Regions from separate parts of the Mus musculus genome. Here region 1 is linked to region 2. The links are chromatin loops, found by intact Hi-C in ENCODE. Cell type or tissue: heart. All regions are shown on one strand. Links, peaks and the distances in the headings refer to the core of each region. The heading gives the core; the rest is flanking DNA.

The links. Hi-C counts contacts between places; a loop is a spot of excess contacts. Peaks named below come from ENCODE experiments on the same cell type or tissue, not always from the same donor. Only the 100,000 strongest peaks of a DNase experiment are listed, where the experiment ranks them.
Region 1: a loop joins it to region 2, with 14 times the contacts of the local background. A loop is called at or near these places in 5 of 42 quality-filtered maps.

What each region holds. Positions count from the first base shown.
Region 1 is chr6:57,858,275-57,861,196 of GRCm38, reverse strand. It overlaps Gm25726 (a small nucleolar RNA gene), which reads left to right and starts at 1,249; the gene lies at 1,249-1,377. In heart, for the core only: a CTCF peak has its summit at 1,290 (motif pointing right); no DNase peak of the experiment used is centred there; H3K27ac peaks cover 367 bases.
Region 2 is chr6:56,807,810-56,810,731 of GRCm38, reverse strand. No RefSeq gene overlaps it. Among named protein-coding and RNA genes, the nearest start is that of Kbtbd2, 11 kb to the right of the region's middle. In heart, for the core only: no CTCF peak of the experiment used is centred there; no DNase peak of the experiment used is centred there.

The DNA.
Region 1 (2,922 bases), core at 261-2,760, 1.1 Mb before region 2:
AAGATAAAATGATCATGGGTAGACCTTTCTTTTCTTTTTTATGTATGCCTGTGTTCTGTTTGCAACTATTTTATTTATTTATTTAGTCCATTCTCCTAAGGGATATCAGCTTGTAGTTTTCCTTTTTTGTTGGGTCTTACTTAGTTTTGGTATTAAAGTTACACTGGCTTTGCAGAAGTAGTTTGAGAGTCTTCCTTATGTTTCTTTGTGTTAAAAAAAAATGTGTGAGAAGGATGGGCTCTAGACTTTCTTTGAATGTCCAGCAGACATTCTGCTGTGAATTTATTGGTCCTAGAATTTCCTTGGCTGGAAGGCTTTTATTATTATTTAAGTCTCCTCATTTGTTATTGGTCTGTTTAGATTGTTAATGTCTTGGTTTGATTTTGTGATTTGACAGAATTGGTCCATACAGGACCTTTCGATTTTCCTGTTTAATAGAGTACATGTTTTTAAAATATCCTCTTACAATAGCCTAAATTGCTTTTGTGTTACTTATAACATTTTCCTATTCATTCGCTTCTGTGTTAAGTTCGGTTCTATCATTCTCTCTCTCTCTCTCTCTATCTCTCTATCTATCTATCTATCTATCTATTTATTTGTGTTGTTTTCTTTGTTTATGTTTTATTGATTTCTGATTTATTTTCTATTATCAATTTGATTGTATTTGGTTTTTATCAGTTTGAGTTGTGTTATCATGTCATTTATTTGTGCTGTTTGTTTCTATTTTAATGTCCAAACTTAGAGCTATAAATTTTCCTCATAGGATTGCTTTCAATGTATCCCATAGGTTTTACCTTATTATTTCATTTTCACTTAGTTAACAGGAAGTTTTTATTTCTCCATTGATTTCTTTTTGGATACTGTCATCATTCTATAATATGTCGTTTAATCTCTAGAGTGTTTGTACTTAATAGAGATTTGTTTGCTATAAATATTACATTTTATTGCAGTGTGGACAAATTGGATACAATGAGAGATTTCAAACTTTAATTTTTAGTGATTTGTTTTTTATTTTGGGATGTGGTCTAATTTAGAAAGGTGGTTTTTGCTGCAGAGTAAAATTTGTGTTCTTTGATGTTTGATTAGAAAATTCTGTAGATGTTTGTTAAGTACATTTGGTGAGTAATGTCATCTATTTATTTGATGTTTCTGTTTATTTTTGTCCAGATAACCTACCTATTGGAGAATGTTGGGTATTAAAATCATCTATAATTAATGGATTGATGTTAATCTGTGTCTTTCAATCCCCCTGCCCAATAGAAGTATTGCAGTTGTGGCTGCTGTGTCACATGTGTGTCAGTAGGTGGCAGACAAGATGCTTTGTCTGTGCTAAGTGTTCTCACATATGGACATCTGAATGCTTAGTAGCCTAACATTCGCTGAAAAAAACCGAGCCTGAGACTATCACCATCTGGTACCGGGGACCTGCACAGGGAGCTACCCTAAGACAACAACCACTCTGGTACAAGGTGGGCTGGGGCTAGCCAGAAACCTGCTAGAAGAACCCAGTCTGGTCTATGGTGCCCCAAAAAAGGAGCTAGCCTGAGATGAACACCAGTCTGGCACTGCCCAGACCTGGGGGAGGAGGGGAGACCATGCTCAAGAAGACCCTCCCCCTACCACACACACACACACCATACTGCATAATGCATAGTGTTAGAGGGCTAACAGGGCATAAGACTCCTAAGATCACTCCTGAAATGACTCAGATATTCAGACCCTGGACACCACTAAGAAGAGCAAGTAAGTGATAGAGAAATAGAAGAGAAAGAGAAACAGGAGGATGTAAGCACAACTAAGAAAGGTAGAATTCAATGTTAATTTAAAAAAAAAAAGCCTGATATGAGTTGTCAGTGACGCCACCTGGGACCATGATGCGGTCTTGACCTGTACTGACACTGGAGGGTGTTGGGTAGGGGTGGTATCTGGGTCTGTTGCACTGCACAGTGGTCTGTTACCACCGAAGTACAGGAGGACATCCTTGGTTTGAACTGCTACTAGGGACATGTTGATGTCTGAGGACTGTGAAGAACTGGCTTCACCCTTTACCTGGGCATCCTGGGAGAGCTGGCCCTGGAGGCATGAGAACAAGAGAGCTTACCTTGCCCCTAGCCAGCTGTACTCTGGAGAGTTCCCTGCACATTTTGGGAGTTGCAATTGAGTCGGTGTGGGATAGCTGACCCTACCACTCATCTTCCTCTGGTAGCATTTTCCCCCCTTACCACGTATGGCAGGCTGGAGACCTGGCCCTGGGGTGAAGAAAGCAGGAGATCTGGACTTGTCCTTCAATCTGGCTCGCCCTTCACCTGTGCAGCACAGTAGAGCTAACCTGGGATATGGGAGTTAAGATAAAGTTGGCCTTAAGGACTTGAGTGTGGGAGAGCTGGTCCTGTCTCTTGTCTACTGTGCAGTGACTTCCACAAAGAAGAGATTTCCTCCTCTCTCTTTTGCCCTTACCACCAGAGGTGGGTGGAAAAGTTGACCCTGACAGGATCATGAGACCAGGAGAGCTATCCCTACCCTTCACATGCTGCAACATTTGAGAAAGCAAGTCTTGTACTTCACCTGCACAGCAGGATATAGCTGGCCCTGGTGGCAGGGGTTGTAGATGGTCTGGCCACAAGGGAATGGGAGTGTGAGTCTGCTGGCTGACAAGGTCAACTACCTCTCAGGCCTAGATGCAGGCCTTTGAATTGGTCTGCCTCAGCATCTACCCTATCAATGAACTGCCACTGTGCATGAAGTACCATTTCTACAGAGCCAAAACTATAGGATCACCATGACACAGGGCAACAACAGGATATCAGAGAGGAGTCTCAGTGAGATTCCAGTATTGATAGAGTAGTAGAAGCCAGAGGCCTCATACCATGACTTGTTAGTCATTACAATGAAATTTTATAAGAAAGAAGTGTGGACAGAAGT
Region 2 (2,922 bases), core at 204-2,703:
CTCCCCTGACACAGCCCTCCCCCAGACACAGCCCTCCCCTGACACAGCCCTCCCCCAAATACAGCCCTCCCCTGACACAGCCCACCCCCAGACACAGCCCTCCCCCTGACACAGCCCTCCCCCTGACACAACCCTCCCCCAGACACAACCCTCCCCCAGACACAACCCTCCCCCTGACACAGCCCTCCCCCTGACACAACCCTCCCCCAGACACAGCCCTCCCCCAGACACAGCCCTCCCCCAGACACAGCCCTCCCCTGACACAGCCCACCCCCTGACACAACCCTCCCCCTGACACAACCCTCCCCCTGACACAGCCTTCCCCTGCCACCCTTTCCAGGAACCTTTTAGGGGCAGGAGTGTTGCTCCTGTGCTAACTGCAGCTTCCTCTATCATTACAAAGCCAGTGGGGTGGCAGAACTGGCTGACTGGCCTCTGCCTGTGGCATTGGTGCTGTCCTGCTAAGTGGGCTGAGACCTGCCATACTCTTCAGTACCACCACCATCATCTTGCTGAGGAATGGCAGCCTAGGGCAGCTCCACTTCTCCCTCCTGGACAGTTTTCGTCAATGTGATCTGCCTCCAAAGAACATTGCATGGCCTCCTCGGATTGACTGTGTGGAGGTAAGCCGGTTATCATAGATTTTCTGAACTTAGAGCCTCCACTTCTTTGTTTTTTTGTTTGTTTAGTTTAGTTTAGTTTAGTTTAGTTTAGTTTAGTTTAGTTTAGTTTAGTTTAGCGAGACAGGGTTTCTCTTTACAGCCTGGCTGTCCTGGAACTCACTTTGTAGACCAGGCTGGCCTCAAACTCAGAAATCGGCCTGCCTCTGCCTCCCAAGTGCTGGGATTAAAGGCGTGCGCCATCACCGCCCAGCAGAGCCTCCACTTCTTGAACCTGAAGCTGATGACTATTGGGGAGACGGTAAGAGATAAAGAGAACAAAGACACGCAAATGTGGGGCAGAGGAGGTCTGAGGGAGAGTAAGATTTGCAGAGCAGTTATCCCCAAAGCTTGCATAATGCAGAAGGTAAAACAGGGCATGGTGGAGACTCGTGATTCTGCGGCTTTGGTTAGAAAAGGTGGGGGTGAAGAAGGCTACAGAAACTGTGGGCAGATAAGCTAGCAGTTGAAAAGGAAAGGAAAGGAAAGGAAAGGAAAGGAAAGGAAAGGAAAGGAAAGGAAAGGAAAGGGGGGGTCAAAATTAGTGTCCCCTTGCATAGGATAGAAAGATATAGGATAAGAGTTAGTGGCAGCAGTGTGTGTGTGTTAGTGCAATTCATATATGTCTTGCTTCTGTCTTATAGAAAAAGTTATGTAAACTCTTAACATTATTCATACAAGGAAATGGAAACCAAAATTTTTCTGTGCCATCAAATTAAGGATTTGAAAACAAAGAAAAAACCAAGTTTTGGAAATGGAATAGCTCATTTTCTCAATAATGAGTTTCTGTGAAAATCTATCAGTGACTGTTGCTATTTTCAAGTGTGAGGATACACTAATTTTAAAGAAACGTTTAGTTTTAATAATCTCACTTGGGGTGTTTTTATTTTATTTTTTTCTGGAATCAGGAAAAGACACATTACTCCAGGCTAACAGACTTCCATTTCAGTCAGCATCCTTTATGGTTGGTTGTAGCAATCTTAAGCCATAATTCAGCATCAGGCAACCTATGACATTGTTGACCTTGATCTTATTCCAGCTGTATGTAGATCAGGGTGGTAAATAGTGTATTGGTAGCCACAGGCACAGAAAATGTTCCTGGAATTGGTTTGTCCACAGTGATTTTGCCCAGCTCTGATTACTGTAAAGGCGGACCATCCCTTCCAGTTATTCCTCTGGCTCATTCTGAATAGTATGCTGGTTTTACACTAGGGATATACGTGGGCTAGGATCTCCCCCTAGTGTTGAAACATTGGAAACACATCAACTGCAAGCATCACTGATCAGAATGGAGATGCCATCTGATGCTGACAGCTCACAGGAAGTTTATAATTTCTGAGAAGATAAGCACGATGCCAGATTGGAAAGATTTGAACAAACACCTAATCCCTCAATGCTCAGATGACAGAACAAACCAGCAACCATCCAGAACTTACCTAATGGGCAAAATAAAGAGCCAGAAAATGGCCAGATAGCAATTAATATTGGAGAGCTCCTAGGTAGAAAATATTAAACAGCTGTTTTAAATCCTTGAAGCTCAACCTATTGAGTTCAATCTATGGCTCTCTCTAATATAGGACTGAACACTCAGTGTCTATTCCCTACACTGTGACCAGCTGTCCATTCTTTCCATTGGTTGATGGAAAAAAAGACACTTCTCTGACCAAGGAAACAGCAACTCAGGACTATCTATGGGTAATATGTAGAAGGCACATTGGCAGCAAGACCATTTTGCAACATACCAATAGTGGATTCTACCCTGTGAGCCTATAGAGACCATTCTTATTCAAACCACCACAGAATCGTACTAACTAGTGGGTTTTCTTTTTTTTTTATTAGATATTTTCTTTATATACATTTCAAATTTCAAATGCTATCCCGAAAGTTCCCTATACCCTCCCCTAACCCTGCTCCCCTACCCACCCACTCCTGCTTCTTGGCCCTGGCATTCCCCTGTACTGGGGCATATAATGTTTGCAATACCAAGGGGTCTCTCTTCCCACTAGTGGGTTTTCTTAAGGCTTTTGTATACACTCAAATTTTGGCTGACCTACCTACTACATTTTCCTCCCTTCCATCCTCCTACCTCTATCCCTGCTTATTCCTCTAATGCCCTGTATCTCCTCCTCTTCTTTTATTTCACATGTTTTCTACTATCCTTTAAACTGATTTTAAATTGGATTGTGAGATAGTAGACTTCTGTATGGCTTTTCATTCACTCTTCCTTTGGGTTAACCCTTCCCTCCACCCTACTGGTCTCCCC